Regions from separate parts of the Homo sapiens genome. Here all the other regions are linked to region 1. Evidence: chromatin loops called from intact Hi-C (ENCODE). Cell type or tissue: Calu3. All regions are shown on one strand. Region 1 overlaps LRBA (LPS responsive beige-like anchor protein). Region 2 overlaps LRBA (LPS responsive beige-like anchor protein). Region 3 overlaps LRBA (LPS responsive beige-like anchor protein). Region 4 overlaps LRBA (LPS responsive beige-like anchor protein).

The links. Hi-C counts contacts between places; a loop is a spot of excess contacts. Peaks named below come from ENCODE experiments on the same cell type or tissue, not always from the same donor. Only the 100,000 strongest peaks of a DNase experiment are listed, where the experiment ranks them.
Region 2: a loop joins it to region 1, with 2.5 times the contacts of the local background. A loop is called at or near these places in 12 of 110 quality-filtered maps.
Region 3: it touches region 1 in a loop (5-fold over the local background); 23 of 110 quality-filtered maps call a loop at or near these places.
Region 4: it touches region 1 in a loop (7-fold over the local background); 86 of 110 quality-filtered maps call a loop at or near these places.

What each region holds. Positions count from the first base shown.
Region 1 is chr4:150,296,788-150,299,287 of GRCh38, reverse strand. The region is part of intron 53 of LRBA (LPS responsive beige-like anchor protein); the gene reads left to right. Among named protein-coding and RNA genes, the nearest start is that of DCLK2, 220 kb to the right of the region's middle. In Calu3, no CTCF peak of the experiment used is centred here; a DNase peak (open chromatin) is centred at 1,227.
Region 2 is chr4:150,568,015-150,570,514 of GRCh38, reverse strand. The region is part of intron 40 of LRBA (LPS responsive beige-like anchor protein); the gene reads left to right. Among named protein-coding and RNA genes, the nearest start is that of LRBA-AS1, 9.8 kb to the left of the region's middle. In Calu3, no CTCF peak of the experiment used is centred here; a DNase peak (open chromatin) is centred at 1,014.
Region 3 is chr4:150,591,422-150,593,921 of GRCh38, reverse strand. All of the region lies in intron 38 of LRBA (LPS responsive beige-like anchor protein), which reads left to right. Among named protein-coding and RNA genes, the nearest start is that of MAB21L2, 11 kb to the right of the region's middle. In Calu3, no CTCF peak of the experiment used is centred here; no DNase peak of the experiment used is centred here.
Region 4 is chr4:150,866,144-150,868,643 of GRCh38, reverse strand. It overlaps LRBA (LPS responsive beige-like anchor protein), which reads left to right. Exons shown (of 57, transcript NM_001364905.1): 21 at 339-462; 22 at 781-973. Among named protein-coding and RNA genes, the nearest start is that of LRBA, 150 kb to the left of the region's middle. In Calu3, no CTCF peak of the experiment used is centred here; a DNase peak (open chromatin) is centred at 1,403.

The sequences.
Region 1 (2,500 bases):
CATTTAATTAGGGATTTAAAAAATGAAATTAACCAAGAATATTTCACTGAGAGATGTTTTGTACATGAAAGCATGGCATCTCTCTCTCCTTGTCCTAGTACTCTGTGTTTTAGGACTGAGCCTTGTCACCAAAGTGCTTTTCCTGAGATAGTTATTTCACCTTCAGAATAATGCTCTCCAGACTGTACATTTTTAAATTTTGGAGAAAATGTTCCCCAGTGCATTCCATTGATAAATAAATACTTTAAACTTTGACATGATCTTATTTAGATAAGCAAGATGAATATATACAAAACAGTTATTATTTATTCACTTTTATATTCATAAACATGGATTTAAAAAATTAAATGTTTATTAGGTATTTTTAGATATCTGAATAATATCTTTTAAAGCCACATTCGATCAGCTTCAGAAGCAAATGGTTGCTAACTGTGAGGGTGTTGCACAGATTTGTGTGTGTAGTATTTCAGTAATACATTTTCCATTCTCGCATTCTGGTTTTGATTTGATTGAAAGGTGGCATTTTTTTTCTTTTCCTCATTGCAATCAGACATGCTAATCTATGTCAGCTTTCTCCTTTATGGGATTGGCGTCTACTGAGAAAAAAACCTAACTTTTCTTCATAACAACAAGATTCTGTTCTTTAAGAATATTTCAGCACCGTTAATTAGAAAGAAGGTTTTATTAACCATAAGGCTAGCACTAACAGACCACAGAGCTGTTTTTTAAAGTACTGTATGCCATAGCTGCCCTGCTTTTTCTCTGTCTAAAACTTCATTTTGTTATACGCTCATCAATCACTTAAGTCATTACCGTAAATCCTACTGTTGTTAATTTTACTAGTATCACCCTAATGAGACATTCCTGCTATAATTAAAAATGAATTCTAACTTTAAGGCATTCTAAATTTTTTTTAATGAATTTAGAATGATCTTGCCATGTGACTATAAATACTACTGATACACATAGACTACTCATCAAGTCTGTAAGAAAAGTAGTATCATAACATGTCCAGGTGTGAATTATTTACTGGCTGCCTCTGTGCACATGTGCTTATGTGTATGCATATTTTTGTACACATATTTAGGAATTATGTCCTTTTTATTGTGAAGCCTAGTATGTTTTACTGAAGCTACTGATAAATTCTTATTCTTTGTCTTGCCAAAATTTAGGTGGATGTAATATAAACAATATTACTCTCTGTAAGTAGGTGTCCTAGAGCACCATCTGCTGGATGCATTTGGGGACTTAATGTTGGGAAACATGAAAATTGGTACTTGGTTAAGACAGGTGTACTTTGTTTTTAATTGCCTGTGATATATTATTTAAGGGTCACAAATGTCAAGGTATGTACATTTGTGTTGAACCATATGAGTTCTTAAAAAGAAATCACTTTACTCCTCCTTTTACCCTACCCTAACCTGGATTTGCAACTGTACGATAAATATTTTGTGTAAGGAAAAAGCAAGCACAATATTTGCCTAATGAAACAAAGCACCACAGTTGGTGATGAAATAAACTTGTTAGCTTCTTGATCACAGCTCTTCAATAAGTTACCGTTGAGGAAGTTATTTGGATGGTATTTTATGTTTAGGTTCCTTATGTTCACTAGATTCTGAATAAGAAAGTAATGCTTGAAACAAGAAACCATTTTATACCTGGATATGACTCTTGATCTGATCCTTTGTCAGGAACAAGAGTTCTTGTGTGTGTCTCATCAAGACCTTCCCTTCTGGGCCTGCATTTGGAATGTACTGTCACACTACAGCTACCCTGTATTTTTATTTTTTCCTTGAAGCATTTATCAAGAAGCGTTTTCAAATGGTATGTTGGCAGTGTTCAAGTTCAGGTGACATTAAAAGTATGTCTATGAAATTCTCCAGAAGGTCCAGGATGTTTAGTGCTCCATGATGCAATGCAGGCCCTCAAGTTCCAGCAAAACAACTCTGTATTTACTGCTTGTAACTAATAGTAGATGTGGTAAAAAGGAATTATATTCATATGGCAAATGAATACAACCTTAATGTGCACCATATGCAGAGTGGTGGGGTGATATGCCAATATATCACATTTATTTACCTTGTTTGGTTGCAGAGAAAAATGACTGTACCATTCAGCCCATAGGTTATAGCCATATAAATATGAGAACAGAAGAATTGATGATTTATACCCTCAGATTGAGTATCTTCATATGTAGACCTTTTTAATAGTGCCATGCCAAAGAAAGTTGTCTTGACACTTTATGCTCATATGGGAAATTTAATTTCAAACAATAGTTGGCATTAGTCTAAGAAAGTAAAAATTCCTTCTAGTCAACTAAACGTAGGATTCTTCTGCTTTTAAAATATTGCAGAACTCTGTGCCGGCGGTGGGGGTGGGCGCGGGGGGGTGGTCCATAACATTATTGGTAGAACTACCAAGGATACACTTAATTAAAGCTTCCTGGAACAACATAGTAGACTGACTTTACTACCTTCCAAAAACGCTCATTTCGTAAGAG
Region 2 (2,500 bases), 270 kb before region 1:
TGTAAGACCTTTCAGAAGGGCATTTGCAATGCTTGTCATATTTTTTCATATACATCTTATTGGCCTGACATGTCTCGAGAACCATGAGAACACAGATGTCATTGCATTCAGACAACACTAATTACTCTGGGATTTTTGCAGCCTCAGTGCCTGCATGTAACTGTCGATTATGATTGTTCATGCAGCCTACAGTGGGGACACTTTACACACGAAAATAGTGAGATGCAAAAATAGTGAGACAGGCCTTTTAGCCCCCTATTGTTCTCCAAAAGAACTTGGAAGGAAAAAAAAATTCCCGACACATCAATTTCATTCAGTATTTTATATTTGAACTAAGTTTTGGCAACATTTTCTTTTCTGAAGTAAGTGTATTATGCTTTAGTGTTCAGTGAAATCTATTATCCATCTGTTCTTTAACCTTCTTGAACCATCTTTTACATTACTTTGTCTTCAGGCTTCATGGGAAATTTCTTTATGTAGCTTATAGTTTGAGAGAAACACTAATTGTGGTATGAGTCTTTTGAAAGTGACAGTGCAAAACAATAAATATGTATGATGTTTTCTTCTGGTGTGCGATTTAATGTTTAATGAGAAGCTGCAGCAAATATGGTTAGTCTCAATTTAGATAAGTGCAATCATCTTATGCTTTTTAACACAGGTCAGTTCTTTTCTTTGTTTAATTTTCTCTGTGGTATTCTGGATTTCAGTTTATGATTCATGGTATTTAGGTGGTAGAAATTTCAGAGGTCAAATGGTGGTCAGATCTGGGCCCTCACTATTAAATGTGAAGACCAAATACATGTTTTGATAAAAAGCATAATCTCTGTTAATTACCGACTGGAAAATAAAAAGCTCCAATAATGTAACTTCATATGCTGATGAAGCAGAATTGAGGCAGCTTGATCAAAGATGTACGATGAGATAAAACTGCAGTCTCTGCTGTACAGTTATAGTAGTTATGACTAATGAACCGTCCAGTCTGGATGAAATGGCAAGCCCACAGGGACTGTGTCCAATCAGTTGTGACTTACGCAAGCTGAACAAATCATTGATGGGACTCCAGATTCAGAAGTATACTCTTTATTATTAACACAGCTTTTGTTTGGACAATGTAAAGCAATAGAAAGTTATTTACATTTTTAAAATCTAGAATATAATTTTCCTTGTTTCATATATTTATTTAAAGTTAAACACACATTGTGACCTCTGCTTTACCTCTTGTTCCTTAAACACACTTAGGTCACTAATCTAACACAATTCTGCGACTACCTGTTTGTCCTTCTATTGTGTTACATCTGAAGGCTCTTTAGAGCCATTTTCTTTTGTCACGGTATTTTTTTCTCCAAGCAGATGTTGGAAAGATGCATCTACAATGATAATAGCACATATGAAACATTTACTGTGTGGCAAACAATGTTTTAAGTGTTTTACCTGTATTAACTCTTACATTTTTACAGCAAGCCCTTGAGGTAGGTATTGTCACCATTTTGCTGATGAAGAAACTGAGGCATGGGAAGGTTGGGTCTCTTGCTCAAGGTTACATGCTTTTATAAATCTTGGATTGCCTGGTAAAAGTTAGTTATAGTTTTATAGTCTTCTGAACCAAATCTACTTATAAGTTATCCCTTTTTTCAACCAGGGTTAATTTTTCATTGTTGTTTTCTGGCATCTGACAAAATTGTAAGGCATTTTAAAACCGAATGCTCATGTGCAGTTCCAGAATACTAGTTTAAGTGAGTAGAGCTTTGAGGATGGAGTTTTAGAATGCTTTTGATATGAATATATATCTAAAATGTAATAAATGTGTTAATTTGATATAATCTTGAAACTCTAAAATCTTTAAGTTGTAATAAGAAAACAGTCTACCTACTTAAAAGAAAATGAAGTGCAGGTGCAGTGCTGATAAAATAATCTTGGTTAGTTTTCTTTGGGATTATTTACACTAAAGTTTTTCTCTTCAAACCAGGTATAGTCCTCATCTTAATGTTTCCTTATTACCACCACTTACGTGCTGCCTGCTAGACAGTGGAGATTCAATAAATATTTATAGAAAGAAGGAGGGAATAAAAGAAGGGAAAATTGTCAGTGGTTTAATAATTAAATGATTTCATTAAATACATGCTTTATTCTAGTTCCCTTGGCAGGTTTTTACTTAGAGGAATAGAATAAAACACTGTCATCATGCCATAGTGCTTTAAAATCCTTAAAGTCCTACCTATTCAACTTTGTTTCACATTGGCCCCCAATCTGAAGTCTTTGTCTTTCCAGGCTAGCTTTCTTACATCTATCATTGGATGCCACACAGAGAGCTCTCTCTGATTTATTTTTTTTGTTTGTTTTTTAAATTTAATATTATTGTTTATTTATTTATTGTAGAGACGGGGTCTCACTATGTTGACTAGACTGGTCTTGAAATCCTGGACTCAAGCAGTCCTCCTGCCTCAGCCTTCCAAAGGTCTGGGATTACAGGCGTGAGCCACAGTGCCCGGGCAAGTGCTCT
Region 3 (2,500 bases), 290 kb before region 1:
TATTTCTCGTGGTCATTTATAAATGAATGTGAATTTATTTTTTGAGCTATTTTAAACCATTACATATTGCCACTGGGGACTCTCATTTTTTTGTAAATGTTTGCAGATTAAAGAGGTTTCTTCTTTTTTCCTTTCACATAAGCTTGGTGTACTTTAGGACATGTATGGCAATAATCAGAGGAAGTAATGAGCAGGGTGTTTAGTTGTTTCTGATGTGTTTGGCATGTTCATCAATTTTAGATTTGGAAATGAATATTTTTTGTTCTTGATTATTATTCTCATTTAACCTTTTAAAATGCACTATGAAAAACAAGAATTAGTAAACAAATTAATTATATACACATTCATATTTGAACAGTGGTTGTTTTGTTTTCTTTCTGTTTCTTACATCTAAGAGCTAATATGGCATCGTGGTTAAGAGCCCAGCTTCTGGCACCGTGCTGCCTGTTTTTAAATCCTGACTCTAATTGTCAAACGCATGTTAACTTGGTCAATTTATGTAACCTCTTTGAGCCTGCTTTCTTATCTTAAAATTAGAACTAAGCAGAAGGTTTATGAGAATTAAATGAATTAACTATGTAAAGTATTTTTAACACTACTCCCTGACTTATGCAAAATGATATGTAATATTAGCCTTATTATTATTTCTGCTTTGAAGAAGGAATTATAAATCCAAGAAATAAAAAGAATGTGGTATACTTATTCTGTACTAAAATCTAACTGGAAAATAATAATTTATTATAATTTACTTTATAAAAACATTTAGAAGATGGTGCTTCATTTGCATTTCTCAGTGGCCAATATATTTTTAATAATGTTGATAGCAAACTGCAAAAGATCTTGTTTAGCCTCAGGGCAGTGTTTCTGATTTTAGAGTAAGGAACTATAAATACTTGAAATATAAGTGATTTTAGAACATAGTTCTGTTTTTCTAAAAATTATTGGTTAATTGTAAGTATATTTCTTTTTAGCCTTTAAAAAAAAAATAGGCCAGGTGAGATGACTTACGCCTGTAATCCCAGCAACTTTGAGAGGCTGAGGTGGTAGGATTGCTTGAGCCCAGTAGTTAGAGATCAGCCTGGGCAACATGGGAAGACCTCATCTCTACAAAAAGTTAAATTAAAAAATTAGCTGGGCATGGTGGCAAGCACCTGTGGTCCCAGCCACTTGGGAGGCTGAGCTGGGAGGATTGCTTGAGCCTAGAGGCTGCAGTAAGCTGTTATTGTGCCTTTGCACTCCAGCCTGGGTGACAGAGCAGGATCCTGTCTCAAAAAAATTAAATAAAAAATAAATAAAGCCACTTTAATTAGATACACTAAAGTAATCTTTTCAAACATATGTCCAGACCATCATATGTGTGTAGCTTACAATGCAGCCTGTGAGTATGAAAGATTTTATTTACCCATAGAGTGTATTTAAAGGTAAATATAGAAAGCTTCTTCCCATGACTTCTTATTAAATAGAAAACTCCTATGTTTCAGTAGCACTATAAGTATTGTATATAAATGGTATACATGGTGAATTCGCAATAAATATGAGAAAAAAAAAACCTTTTACCTTTAACATCATCCGTAAACGTACTTATCAAACCCTAAGAACCTTTGATCTGCCAAATCAGGTAACACATGTGCAGGTTAACTATGTAGAATAAATTATATAGATATATATATATTAGTCGTGTTACTGCAAATTGACTGCTTTATTCTTTCTGGGGTTTGGGCCTTATGCCTAGGCAGAAGCTGCAGTGGAGCAAAAAAAAAAAAAAAAAAAAAAAAAACCCTAGCCATCCGATTTCCATATCAAAAGCCGCAGCCTGGGTAGATCAGGTGCTTTACCTCTGGGATTTATCTAGCTGGAAGCCAGGAGGGTCAGGTGAAGATTCTTAACTTTCCCTTATATGACACCATTCAAAAAAAGATTAGGAAAAGATACACATATGAAGTTTTACAAATCACAATTTAGAAGTTAGCATCTGCCTTCCTGCTTGTCGTAAGGAGAAAGCTGCTCAAAACAACAGGAGGAGCCCTGGAAGGATGTGGGTTTTGAATCAGAGTTTTGAATTTCAGGGTTTTCCACTTTCATTTGCGTCTTTGCTCTCCTTTCGGATCCCATTGTTGAGTGTAGGTGCTCTGCAGGGCTGCTTCTTCCCTCCCTAGATGTGTTCTCTTTTCCTCCATCTGCCTGCAGTTGCTGCCTTGTCATAGTGCCTGAGTCTGGTACTGCTGCTCTCCACAAGCTGCTCCAGTTCAGGCCGCATGAGGCCCCTTGCCCACATGCCTCTCATCCCAGGCTTTCTGTTATGTTTGCCCCCGGGGTGCCTTAGCCCTTTAGTTTAAACATGCAGAGGAGGTAGTGTTTGAGCTTCCACTTAGTTTCCACACCGCCTTGCTCCTGGATATTTGTATAAAGGACAAAAGGGCGGAGGAGTGAGTGTATGTGTGAACATGTGGACGAGGGTAATGTGAAGGAAGGAAGGAGGGAGGGTGGATAAAGAAGAGAT
Region 4 (2,500 bases), 570 kb before region 1:
AGATCAACTTTACTATTTGGTATATCTCAGAGAGAGTAAGCAGTTTCACTGACATTTAATTCATTTATAATTTAACTTGTTTTATTTTAACCTTTTAAAGTTCAGCTTTATTTTTGCACATTTGAATCATGAAAGAAATTTCCTTTCATATTTATAAATGCTTTCTAATGAATGTATTGTCATTTCTTTCCAGAGGTGATTTTTTTTAATAACAGAAGAGGATGTTTTTGGTAGACATTTGTGTTAGGGAAACTAAAGAAATTGCAATAGATGGATGACCTTCTATCATGAGTTTTTTGTTGAGTTTGGTTTTTACTTATTTATAAACTGTCTTACAGAGATACTAAAAGTAATTGCGACCCTACTTCGAAATTCTCCCCAGTGCCCAGAGAGCATGGAGGTTCGCAGAGCCTTTCTTTCTGACATGATTAAACTTTTTAATAACAGTAGAGAAAACAGGAGGTAAGCTGAATCAGAAAGCATTTATTTGCAGTATTCAAATGTACTTTTGTATAAGCCCATTTTATCTAAGAAAAATTGCTTTAAAAATACTGTGAAATGATTTTTCTATTTTTTTTATTAAGAGTATGTAAATAATGTACCACATAGTTAAGTTAGAATTTTTAGTACCACATTGTCGAATTGTTCTTAATGTATAACTAAATGTGTTTCTTTTTCGGGGGGAAAGGGAGGGGCAGGGTTATTTTGTTTTAAACCTTTAGATTTATTTTAGATAATTTTTTTTTCTTCAGTAATTTAGTACCCTCTCATAATTTTCAGGAGCTTGCTACAATGCTCTGTGTGGCAAGAATGGATGCTTTCTCTCTGCTATTTTAATCCTAAGAATTCAGATGAGCAAAAGATAACAGAAATGGTATACGCCATATTCAGAATCCTGCTTTACCATGCAGTCAAATATGAGTGGGGTGGCTGGCGTGTATGGGTAGACACTTTATCAATCACTCATTCAAAGGTAAGTTTCTTTATGAAAGCGTATTGTAGCATTTTAAATATCTATAATTTTTGAATTTTAGTCATTTAAAAAATTTCGATACTTAAAATCAAGGAAAAAAGGCAAGTTATCTTCTGAAAGTACAGCAAAATGAAAGCTCAAAAAGATTATCAATAGAAATAAAGCATTTGTAATTTCTTTAGAATCAAAATAATTTTTTCTAATGTTGTTTTTACATGTACTTATCTTTATAATGGTAAATCTATTGCCACAGCATAAAGGAATTTATACTAGGGTGCTGAAAAAGTAGTTGCGGCAAAAACTGCAATTATTTTTGCACCAACCTAATATTTTTTTTCGAGGAAGCCCTGTTTACAAACATGGGTCTCAGAATTTTATATGAGTTAAAAGCTTTTGAACACAAGGTGGCGCACTATATTCAAAGATGAACAGTTGTTTTAGCAACGTAAGGTGGATGAGTAAACAGAAAAGCTCTGGGTGATGTCTGCCCTGTGCTAATCTTACAGGTAGCTAAAAACTGGGTTTGGAAGAATGTAGTTTTTTTTTTTTTTTTTTTTTAAATTAAGCCAAAGTAAGTTTAGTTATTTATATATAGCTTAAATTCTTTTTTGAAATACTCTAAGCATACAAAAAGGATCACTGTTTATGAAATTGGGTTACTCCTCTATAATTGCTTTGTCTCCTCTTCTTCGCCTGACCCCCAACACCACTAGCTTTTATTTGGTGTTGTCTTTTGTCTTTTCTATACCTTTACTACGTGTATATAACTCTAAACAATAAAGAGTTTTATTTTTTATGTTTGCACTTAAGGTAAATGTGGCATACTGAATGCATTTTTTTGTTAATTACTGTTTGTGCTTATTACTGTTTGAGATTCATCCACATTGACCCATATAGTTTTGTTCATTTTCTCAATTGTAATGTATTGCATGACATGACTATTTATTTACCAATTAATTAGCATTTTCGTATACATTTTGTGCTTGTTCAAGAATTTTCTGCATATATTCCTAGAAGTAGAATTGCTGACTTATAAGGTGAAAATGTTGAACTTTACAAGATAATGCAAATTCTTTTCCAAAGTATCGTATTCCAATACAATACAGTATTCTAAAGTAGTGTATCAGTTTACATATCACCAGCAGTGTTTAAGTTCTCATTGCTTCACATCACCTAATCACGTGGTATGGCTGGAGTTTAAAAATTTGTCACTTTGATGAATTTAAAATGCTACATCACCATAATCTTGATCTGTGTTTTCTTGTTGTTTTGTGGGAGTTCTTTATGTAGTCTCATTCTTAATCCTTTGCTAGCTATGTTGTTTATGAACATCTTCTGCCAATATGTGGATTATCTAACTATTTTTGGAGTTTTATGTTTGTACCTTCTGAGGAAAATTTACATTTCAAGTAATTAATGCATTAAAATCTATTAGTTTCATTTACGGTGTATGTTTTTTGAATTTTAAGAACTTTTTCATTACTCAGAAGGAATACTGTATAATTATATAGCTATTTATTTAATAAA